Linked DNA regions of Mus musculus: region 1 is linked to region 2. A link is a loop called in an ENCODE intact Hi-C map of the cell type or tissue named here. Cell type or tissue: heart. All regions are shown on one strand. Links, peaks and the distances in the headings refer to the core of each region. The heading gives the core; the rest is flanking DNA.

Evidence for each region. Peaks named below come from ENCODE experiments on the same cell type or tissue, not always from the same donor. Only the 100,000 strongest peaks of a DNase experiment are listed, where the experiment ranks them.
Region 1: a loop joins it to region 2, with 2.0 times the contacts of the local background. A loop is called at or near these places in 5 of 42 quality-filtered maps.

The regions. Positions count from the first base shown.
Region 1 is chr2:22,914,948-22,920,457 of GRCm38, forward strand. It overlaps Pdss1 (prenyl (solanesyl) diphosphate synthase, subunit 1), which reads left to right. Exons shown (of 11, transcript NM_019501.3): 6 at 255-366; 7 at 468-577. Among named protein-coding and RNA genes, the nearest start is that of Pdss1, 22 kb to the left of the region's middle. In heart, for the core only: no CTCF peak of the experiment used is centred there; no DNase peak of the experiment used is centred there.
Region 2 is chr2:23,066,923-23,072,432 of GRCm38, forward strand. Acbd5 (acyl-Coenzyme A binding domain containing 5) reads left to right here and starts at 2,150. Exons shown (of 14, transcript NM_001355637.1): 1 at 2,150-2,362; 2 at 2,529-2,697. The coding sequence starts at 2,348. In heart, for the core only: CTCF peaks have their summits at 1,198, 1,399 and 2,749; DNase peaks (open chromatin) are centred at 1,239 and 2,139; H3K4me3 peaks cover 2,909 bases; H3K27ac peaks cover 2,375 bases.

The sequences.
Region 1 (5,510 bases), core at 119-5,118, 150 kb before region 2:
ATGAAATCCTATGAGTAAAACATTCTGTGAACTCTAGCATTTCTGTGTAACAGAGTAGTACTGATGTATATCTTTAGTGTGCATGTAAAGTGTACGATATAATTTGACTGTATAATTTTTAACTGATAATTTGTTCTGGTAACATTAATATCCTGGGTATCAAACCTAGGCTTTGTGTATGCTAGGCAAGTGCCTAACTGCTGAGCTAGCTGTGAACTTTTTTATCTGTGATGTTTTATTCTCTTTTTTTCCAGGCTGTTCTTGCTGGAGATTTAATTCTTTCTGCAGCGTCTGTAGCTCTGGCACGGATTGGAAACACAGCTGTTGTATCTATGTTAGCCCAAGTTATTGAAGATTTGGTGCGTGGTAAGTCGGTTCTGATGTTTCTTTTTTATTTAGAATACCAGTTCTGGTATTTAGCCAGGCAATAAAACCGTATCTCAAGTAACCCTTCTCCTTCTTGATAGGTGAATTTCTTCAGCTAGGGTCAAAAGAAAATGAGAATGAAAGGTTTGCCCACTACCTTGAGAAGACCTTCAAGAAGACAGCCAGCCTGATAGCCAACAGTTGTAAAGCAGTATGTACGTTCTGTCTTTTTTCAAGTTGAAAAAAGCCCACATTTATTTCTTAGTGGCTAATTCTCCTAGAAACATTTAATTAGAGAACCTTAAAATAGCATCCTAAAATTCCAGTCGTCATAGAGAAACCATTACGTCCCAGACACTTTGTTGTTCTCACTTTCCTTGTGTTCTTCTGGTATGGAAATAATGAACTTTTCTGTCATATTTCCTCCCCCAAGAATCAATCAAAATATTTCCTAGTCTATGCTGACAAGATAGCTCACCAGAGAAGCACTTGCCACAGATTCCTGATGTTAGACACCTGAGACCTAAAAGAGGACAGAAGCAATTCCAGGAACTGTGTTCTACTCTCTGCACACGTGCCATGGCACACGTGTGTCCATACTCAAACATGTCACACACTTGTAGATAAAAGAGTGAAATCAAGATATTTCCCAATCAAACGTATATAAAATTCTGAGCAACTCTTTGTCACAGTTATCACTCGATATTTTTGACATTTTACCTTTTAAATTATGAAATACTGAATTATCACATAAATATTTACCTGGGAGAAAAATGTTTATTAGATTGTAGTAGTATTCTACATACTTGTTCATAAATAGTAGATCTAACCAATTTTATTATATCTCCTATATGTAAGCCATAATTTTCAGAGTATAAATTAAATAGTAACTTCTTCGCAGTCTCTCTGGTCCTCTTTACCTCCTCCCTACACTGTGCTCTCTGCCTCTCAGTGTTATCCAAACATTTGAGTCACTGTCTTTAATCTGTGTATTAAAATGTGATAGTCATTGTTAGTTCACAAATAACAGTCTCTCTATAAAACTGTTCCTGTGAGAAGCTGTGTTTGATGGTGCATACCTGTAGTCCTAGCCCTTGGAGGCAGAAACAGGAAGATTATATGCTCAAAGCAAACCAGGGCTACATAGTGAATTTTAGGCCACCGTGGGCTATAGATGACATCCTGTCTCAAAAATAAAACATTGTTTATCTGAGCATGTCCCAAACTAGCAGGTTTAGAGAAGAAACCTGGGCAAGCAATGGTCCCATGTAATAGTCTTGTGCGATCATGGCAACAAGAAACATGTAAGGTAAGATCTAGACTGTCTTGGAACACTCTTAGAAAATTATAGGGAAAAGGAGCCTTTTAGCCCTTTGACAACAATGCCGCTGTTTTGCCATGCTTCAAGAAACATACTTGTGGGCCAGAAAGAAAAAATGAGGACAACACTTTCTTCATGAAAAGATCTAATTGAAAGAGATGTGAATTGCATAGGATAGGTTGGCCACAGTCACAGCTCTTTGTCTTCCTGAAAAAGCTATTACATTTCCATTTGGGAGAAATTACAGGTATACTGGTTTTTAAGAAGACATGAAAGTATGACAGACATCTTATAAATGGGTATCATAATGCTACTGCATTGATGCTTTATTATTAACGTTTGGTTGTCAAATCTTACAAAGTTTAACCTCAGAATGTTTGCTGCTCTTAAAGAGGACCTAAGTTTAGTTCCCCGCACTTAAATCATGCAGCTCACAACCACCTATAACTAAAAAATCTGATACCCTCTTCTGGAAGATCTGGCTTCCAAGACCGATGGAGAAACATGCTCCTGTTATCCAAGTCTTGAGGCTGAGGCTGGAGGATTGCCATAATTCCAAGGCTAGCTAAGGCTGTGTATGTTAGGGGTGCAGGAACGAAACTGTCAAAGCAGAGGCTCTATTGGGGGACGTTTATATCATGAATAAGAGAAAGAAAACAGCAGAGGCATTTGGAAGAGTTCAGAACAGAGAGAAAAAGAAGTAGTCTGTATTTTGAAATGTATAACAGGTACTTGTGATTAGGGACTATAGGTGCCTAGAGTCTATCAGGGGCTTTGACATGAAGCCACGGGTACATGTCAGTGGAGCTATATGTCCATTCTGATGTTCCTTCTGCCAGAGGCAAGGGAAATGACTTCCTTTGGGGAAGGAAAATCTGTTTCACAGGTTCCTGAGGGATGCTAGACTTTTATCTAACCACCAGAAATCCTACTATACTCTAGCTTTAGCTCATTTCTGACATATGAATTGCCTGAGACCTTACACATAGTTTTAAAAAAAAAAAAACTATATAAAAAAAGGAACAATCCATCCTCAGGAGCTACTAGTATGCAAGAGAAGTTCACAAGTTTGCTGCTGCAGTTTAGAAATGCTAAATGCGCATTCTCTAGGCACATAGGAGCAGCTCCGCCTAGGAACCAGTTCACACAGTGGTGTAATCGTAGGGACCTGTGTCACCAGGGTAAGGCATCATTACTACTCTGCTTAAGCAGCCAGAGATAATGTGTGTGCTGAGGAGCTCCTGTGCTTTTCAGTGATTATCAAGAAAACAGGGCCTATGAGGTACCTGATCACCTGGGTTCAGTCCCTAGCACCCAAGTGATGGGAAGCCATATGCAGAGACACCTGTACACGTTAAGTAAATGCAATAAAAAAATTAACAAGTAACCAGTAGACATGTATTTAAACTTAGCTCAATCCTGATTAAAAATGAAATAGTCTAGGACTAAAACTTAGTGGTAGAGCATAGCTTACCAAGCATAAATTCCTAGGTTCAATCTCTGGTATTACCTTCCCCTGCCCCCAAGAAAACTCCAAATTTTCTTTTTAAAGAGGGAGAAAAGGAGAGAGAAAGAAGGTAAAGTGAAAAAAAAAAAAAAATGAAAGAAGTGTTGTGTGCTGACCACACCGAGGTGTGCTAGCAGTGCCCCAGAGCTGCCTACTTGGATAACAGCAAAATCTCAGTGCGAGTGCTCTGAATACCAGCTCTGCATTTAAGTGACCATGGATGGAAATACTCCAGAGGGTTAGGCATTTAAAACGGCTATTTTTATATGCTCTTGGTATTTAAGATGCAGACATATGACCAAAGACATTCATTCAAAGGAAATTAGGCATGCCAAAGATGGGAAGTAAGAATTTGGAGATAAAGATTATTACAGAACTAATGGGATTCCATAGTGCATTGAGAATTTAAAGGAAATTTATCAGACTTTATTTAGTTTACTAAAGACACCATTTTTTTCTTACTAAGCCTCCCCACAGCTTATATCTACATTCTATGTTTTTGGCCAAAAAAAATTTAAAATCCTCAGAAAGGGCTGGCTAGAGAAATTGCTTTGTGTCTTTAAATGATATTAAAATAGAATTGATGTTATTTTCAAAACATGGTTCGCCATTTATTTGTATACATAATCATGCCAAACACACTCTGTAGCTGACAGTTAAAACCACCATTTGTTCCCCGGGATTCTGGTGTGAATTAGCAACAACAAAACCCTTCTCTCCCTTTCTTGTATGTGTTGACATTCTCCCATCTGCTTCACCTAGCATATTGGTCTTAGTGCTTTGGGTTCTTCCTTCTGTTTCATCTTGCATAAGTAAGATATATACATATTAGTTCTTACTCTTTGTAACCTGTAATAAATTAGTAGACTACATAGTGTTTCTTCTGGCTGCCTACCTACACTATATTCTGGATGATTTCACAATGATTATAGAATCTTCCCTCTAAAACCAGCTGGACAGCTGGGCGTGCTGGTGCACGCCTTTAATCCCAGCACTCGAGAGGCAGAGGCAGGCGGACTTCTGAGTTCGAGGCCAGCCTGGTCTACAAAGTGAGTTCCAGGACAGTCAGGGCTATACAGAGAGACCCTGTCTCGAAAAACCAAAAAAGAAAAAAAAGAAAAACAACTGGACAGAGTGAAGTGTGGTGGTGCACATCTTTTTTTTTTTTTTTTTTTTTTTTAATCCCAGGAAACAGGAAGGTAGATCTTGAAGTTTGAGACACAGTTGGTCTACGTAGCAAGTTCCAGGAAGCCAGGACTATATAGTGAGTCCCAAAAGAAAAACAATCACAAAAAGAAGAAAAGAAAAGAAAACCCCATGGTTGTACAATATCAGTTGTGTGGCCATAGTATCACTCCTATATACAGGCATTTAGGATCTCAATATAATAGACTTACAAGCCACAGTAATGCCTGTGTGTGTGTCGTGGGGCTTGCTTTCAGTGTTAAGGTAGAGTCAATTATACGTGTAGTTTTGATAAGCACCATCAGATTTTCTTGCATAAGGCCATGTGCACCACTGTCAGCAGTTCCTGAGTGTGTCCTCTTTGCCTGAGGCGTCACTAACAGAAATTACACTAGAGTTTTCTATTTCTGACAATCCAAAATTACATCTCCCACTTCTTGAGTGAAGCCAAACATTGAGATCATTGATGGCCATTTGTGGCTTTGCTTTATTTTTTACTCTATTACTATTTGGGGAGGTTTCTGCCACAGCATTTGTGTGGAGGTCAACAGCTTTGTAGAGTTGGTTCTCTCCTTCCACATTTATGTGGCTTCTCAGGATTTGCGCCCAGGTAACCAGACTTTTGGGGCAGAGTACTTATAATTAATGCTCCCCTCCCTTCCCCTTCTCCCCCCCCCCTTCTCTTTCTCTTTGAGTTGTCTTTGTTTTTGACACATTTATACTGCATATTTGCAGGGGGGCTTGTATTTTGTTTGAGGCAAAAGTTTGCCCTGTATCCCAAGCTGGCCAACAACCAATGTTCTCCTTGCTTTAGCCTCTGGATTATGGAAATTACTGTGTTCAAGATCACAGTCCAGATCTTTGTGATACAATGTTGCATGTGTTTCTCTCTACCTGTTTACTATATTTATAATGGAACAGACTGAAAGTGTCTACAGTACTTTGTAATCTTTTTATTATTTTTTATGTTTATGGATGTTTTGTCTGCCTGTGTATCCAAGTACCATGTGCTTGCAGTTTCCACTGAGGTCAGAGCAGGGTGTCAGATACCCTGGGACTGCACTTAAAGATGGTTGTGGGCCTGTATATAGGTGTTGGAATTGAACTCAGGTCCTCTGGAAGAGCAGCCAG
Region 2 (5,510 bases), core at 174-5,173:
CTGGGAATTGAACCTGGGTCTTCTGGAAGAGTGGTCAGTGCTCTTAACCAGAGCTATCTATCTCCTTGAATTTTTTCTTTGAAATAAAAACATCACATTTTCCTTCCAGTTTTTGAAACATACCACACATGATTATCTAGTCATTCCACTATATCACATCAGAGCTTCTACTCTTATCCATTTATAACTTATTCCCATGAGTTAAATTCCCACAATTTTCTTCTACTTCCTGCTCCACATCTTGGTAACTATCCTACGTGCAACTTCTCTCAAGTAATAGGCAGCTGTGTTAGTTTGAGTTATTATTGCAGTGATGAAACACCATAACTCGGGATGCAGAAGCAGGTGTATTTCTGAGTTCGAGGCCAGCCTGGTCTACAGAGTGAGTTCCAGGACAGCCAGGGCTATACAGAGAAACCCTGTCTTGAAAACAACAACAACAAATTATAATAAATAAATTCAGTGCAATCACTGGCAAAATATGCTGTCATTAGTCTGTCATTAGTAACTAATGATCTACAGAACCAGTAGGGTAGCTCATTACATAAGTCTAATGAGCAGTTGTCGAAATCAAGTATTAAAAATAAACACCCAACACTTTTTCAGAATATATATACCTGAGTATACTAGGAGTGACTGAGAAGCACCCAAGTTCAAGAAAAGAGTAGGTGAGGCAAAGATAAACACACAAAGCGTTCTCATGTTGAGAAGGTTAGAAAACTTGTGTTTCCCTTTTACATGATTAGGACAAGTCACATATTCATAGCAGGTTTTATGATTTGACTGACACTCGCTTGCTAAATCATTAAATTTTAGGACCTTGGGCAAGTCAACTATCATTTCCTCATCTATCAACACCTTACAGTGCTTTTGAAACAGATCATACGTTTGCCAAACATCACACATATGAAGGCGGTGAAGTACTAGGGAGCGGTTCTCTAGTGAAGCCTGCGTTCCTCCAGTGCCTTTGGTCTTTTTGATTAAACGATCAGTGAGTCCGGAACTGTTTCTGGGGTACTTTTGAATACAGGCCGCATGAGCCCTGAAAGAACTCTTCAGACGACACTGTTCTCAATACCCAGATAAACAAGCTATGTCAGAGGATTCCTTTCTGCTCGAAGCTTAAGAAGTACTTCGGAGACGCCCCAAACGCAATCCGGAAGAAAGGAACTTCCGCCACACACAGGAAGGGTGGGCTACAAGGAAAAACCGAACCGGAACCGGAGGGGGACTACGCCAGCCTACAGAGGAAGGTGTCCGGAAGCGCCGGGGGACTACAGTTCCCATAAGCCCGCGGGGGCAAGGTGCGGGGCAGGCGTCGAGACAAAACGGACAGGCCTTGCCAGTCATTTGGCTATATCAAGGTAAATGCCGACATCGCGGCTCCAAGGGAAGAGTGACTTATAGTTCGCAACTAGATTTTTACGAGTAATCTTCCCAACCCATCCTAAACCGACAAAACTGACGTTCCCAGCGGGGCGTCCTTGAGATTTCCAGGCCACGGCACTCTACGCCTGCGGGGAGCTTCCTAAGTGCCTACAACGCGGGCATTACGTTGTTCACCGACCATCTCCATCCCTAGCCTCCGGCGGAGCTGGACGTGGCTGTGCCTGTCTCCTGGGCCTGGAGAGTGGGTAGTGGAGGTGTTGCGCAGCAGGCCGCCACCGCTCACCTTTGCTCTCTCCGCGGCCACCCTTGGGGCCAGACGGTGAAAGCTGTCCCAGACTTGGGGGCCAGGGCTAAGCCCTTCCATCCTTGCCCTTAATCCTCCCTTTCTCCCCTTTAGCGTGTTGTATATCCACAGAAGAGGTCAAGTGCCTTCTCCTAGGTCACAGAGAGTAAATGTCAAAAGAAGTTTTGAAGCCACTTTTATGATTCACTCCCTTCTCCGGTTTAACCCCGAGGCTAGGCATTGAGGACCACCGACTCTTGTGTTTTTCTTTTCTTTAAACACTAGCGGTATCCAGGGGCCACCTTTAGGACCTGGCATAGAATCCTAGCGCGTCACCAGGCTTGCTGTCCTCAGCCCGAACATAAACAAGCACCGGGTTCTCCACAGACCAACCCCAGCCGGAGCGCCTTGCAGCCTCTTTTCCCCTCCTCTGAGAACGCGCAGCCCGTGCACGTCACCGCGGCGGAGCGGGTGGGTGGGGTTTGCTGCACGGCGGCCGCGGCGGCGGAGGCTAGTGGGTCCTCCGGTGACTCTGGGGCGGGGCTGTGGGGCGGCTGCCCACCGACGGCAGAACTTCTCAGGAATGGGGGGTGTGATTGGTTGGCCGGCATCTTCCGGGTGGGAGAAAGGGTCCGCTATCACGGGCGGCTCAACCTCCAAGGCCTGCTGCTAGAGATGCTCTTCCTCGCGGTGAGTTGTTTGGCTGTTTTTGTTGGCTGGGATGTACTCTTAGACACGCCCCACGAAGGAGGAAGGAACCGGGCCACCTGAGTTGATGTGGCCTTGATTGGGCAGGCAAAGGGGAATTGACCAGCTATGCTCCTGTCATTAATCCGCTGCTGCGCTCGGTGTTCAGTTTCATGCAGGCTCTTGGGGAAGCTGGTGCTGCTGCTGCTGTGTGATTACCGCGGACAGACCTTGGGACCGAGGCCGGCGCTGGCAGCTGGAGATGGCGGACACACCGTCAGTGTATGAAACCAGATTTGAGGCGGCCGTGAAGGTGATCCAGAGTTTGCCGAAAAATGGTATGTGCAGTGGGCTCTAGGTAAAAGACCTTTTCCAGCTGCTTCTAGTCTACCTTATTTAGCGCCCCCTCTCGCTCTGTCATTAAAAGAAATGTAATTGAAAGAAATGTAATTGAAAGAATGGTATTGAATGCTAATTAATTACCGCTGATTTTTGAGGCCAAAGGCGACGTATTATCTAGGTTTTAAGTAGTTTATATTCTTGAGAACAAGTCTTATCACTTAATGACTGTGGATTTGGGAAAGTTAAAAAACAAAAACAAAAACTGGGGAGGGATGTCTGGTGCTACCTAACTCAAAAGTGTAATCCGAACCTTCAGAAACTTTGATATGAAGCGGAAAGGAAAGGACAACTATATTCTCGTGTAAAATGATTATTTTGACTATGATGTGTCAGGTACGGTTTTCTTTGTGTGTATCCTGGCAACAGCTTGTAAAACTTTTTATAATTTTGTCTGACCAGTGTTAAGGATTTTTTTTTCCATCACTAAATTTTTTTTTCAGTGTTCTAAATAGAGAAGCTTGGGAAGAGAGACTTTTACTTTGAAATTTTATATCCATTTGCATTGTGATTTACTTTTCATAATAAATTAGATTAAAATTATCTTAAGCATTTTTATTGTGTGTGCTAGATTTGTAGGCCAAGTCAAACATAACATTACTATATTTGTATAGTATTTAATGTCTTCCCACTTTTCTTTTCTTTTTCTTTTTTTTTTTTTTTTTTTTTTTTCGAGACAGGGTTTCTCCGTGTAGCCCTGGCTGTCCTGGAACTCACTTTGTAGACCAGGCTGGTCTCGAACTCAGAAATCCGCCTGCCTCTGCCTCCCAAGTGCTGGGATTAAAGGCGTGTGCCACCATTGCCCAGCTATCTTCCCACTTTTCATGTATCATCATTTGGCTAAAAAATTAGTAGTAAGCATAGTTCATTCCAGTAAGAAATTTTCCGGAGGCATAGTTTTGGAAGCTTGTAGGGCATGTGTTGGCATGTACAAAGCCCTTATTTAGTTCCTGCACACCTTCAGAATCAGTGGCACAGGCTGCTTTGCGATGCCAGCTTTCTTGGAGGATCAGGAGGGCTGGAGCTTTGATTTGGCAGTGGATCACTTGCTTACTGTGTAGAAGCTCTAGGCTCCATGGTGTTGTCTATGTTTCACTTTGTATTGGAGGAGAACACAGTGAAGACTAAAGGGTAAGTCCAAATAAGCTGAAGGAAGGAAGGAGTAATAAGACCAGTGTGGTGATGGATGCCTTTAATCTCAGGACTCCAGAGGCAAAGGCAGTTGGATCTTACGAGTTCAAGGCCAGTCTGATCTGGATAATGAGAACCTGTCTCAAAAAACAAAAAAGAAAATAGCATAAGAACTCAATTAGACATTTACTAAAAAAATTGTTTTAAATTTTATTTACATTGGTGTTCTGCCCCCAAGTATGTCTGTGTGAGAATGTCCGATCCCCTGGAACTGGAGTTACAGTTATGATCATGAACTGTTATGTGGGCGCTGAGATTTGAACGCAGGTCCTTTGGAAGAGTGGCTAGTGCTCTTAACACTTGAGCCACCTCTCCAGCTCCAGATATGGAGATTTTTTAAATGTTCCACTAGGAGTATTTATAGGAAGGTATGATTTCAGAATTTCATGTAAGTAGTGTGTTCACTTCTCTAAGCCCTGCATTTGATATATCTTTGAAAATTGATGTTAGACCCAATCTTTCTATTCTTACTACTTCATTATTTTATATTCTATGTATTAAGAAATCTATATATAATGGAATGCAGGCTACCCAGTTTGGGTTACAAAGCAAGATCCAAGGTGTTTTGTTTTGTTTTTTGTTTTTGTTTTGTTTTTTTTTGTATTGAGAAATTAAGATAAACTTGTTAAATGGACCTTGCAACAGATGTGGTGTGCTGTGTCTCAGTGATAGAGGTTGCCAGGGACCTTGAGTTTAATATTCAAAGAAAAAAGGGTGGGGGCAGGCCTGGCTGGATGACAGAGTAGGCATTTAGCAGGCATGAAGCTATCAATAATAGAGACAACCCCCCTCCCTGTGGAAAAAGACAAAAAGGCACGTGTGCTAGTCAGCACTTAATGCACTGTCCCTAAAGCTAACTGATATATCTGAACAACATCTGCTACAATGATGCTAAATATCTTTGTAGTTTTTTTTTTTGTATTTTGTTTTTTAGACAAAAACTTGCTGTGTACCTCAAGCTGGCCTCAAATTTGGGAGATTTTCTTGTTCCTGCTTCTGAGTCCTAGGATTTTGGATGTGCTCTACCATGCATGGCTTGTAATACTTTATTTAGTGACTTGTTCACTTGTATTTCTTTACTTATTGGCAGTATTTGGGATTGAACCTTGGCCTTTCAACATCCGAAGCAAGTGCTCTGCCTTTATGCTGTCTTTCCAGAGTTATTTTAAATTATTTGGTTGGCTTTGAATTATTTTGCAATGAGATCTTGAAGCTGTTGTTATTTTTTGCCTAACTTTTATTTATAGTTTACAGTAATGAGGGTGAGGGAGGTGCTTCCTTGGTTAAGAGTGCTGCTGCTTTTTAGAAGACCCAAGTTTATTTCCCAGTGCCCATCCCACCTATAACTTCAGCTCTGGGGAGTGCACTGCCTTCTTCTGGCCTCCTCCAGTACTGGCATGCACTTACTTAGGATGTTGAAGGCCAAGCTTCAGTCCCCAATACTGCCAATAAATAAAGAAATACAAATAAATAAGCAGTTAAATAAATAAACTAGTATAAGCCATGCATGGTAGATCATATCTATAATCGTAGTGCACAAATAAAAATAAAATTACAGGGC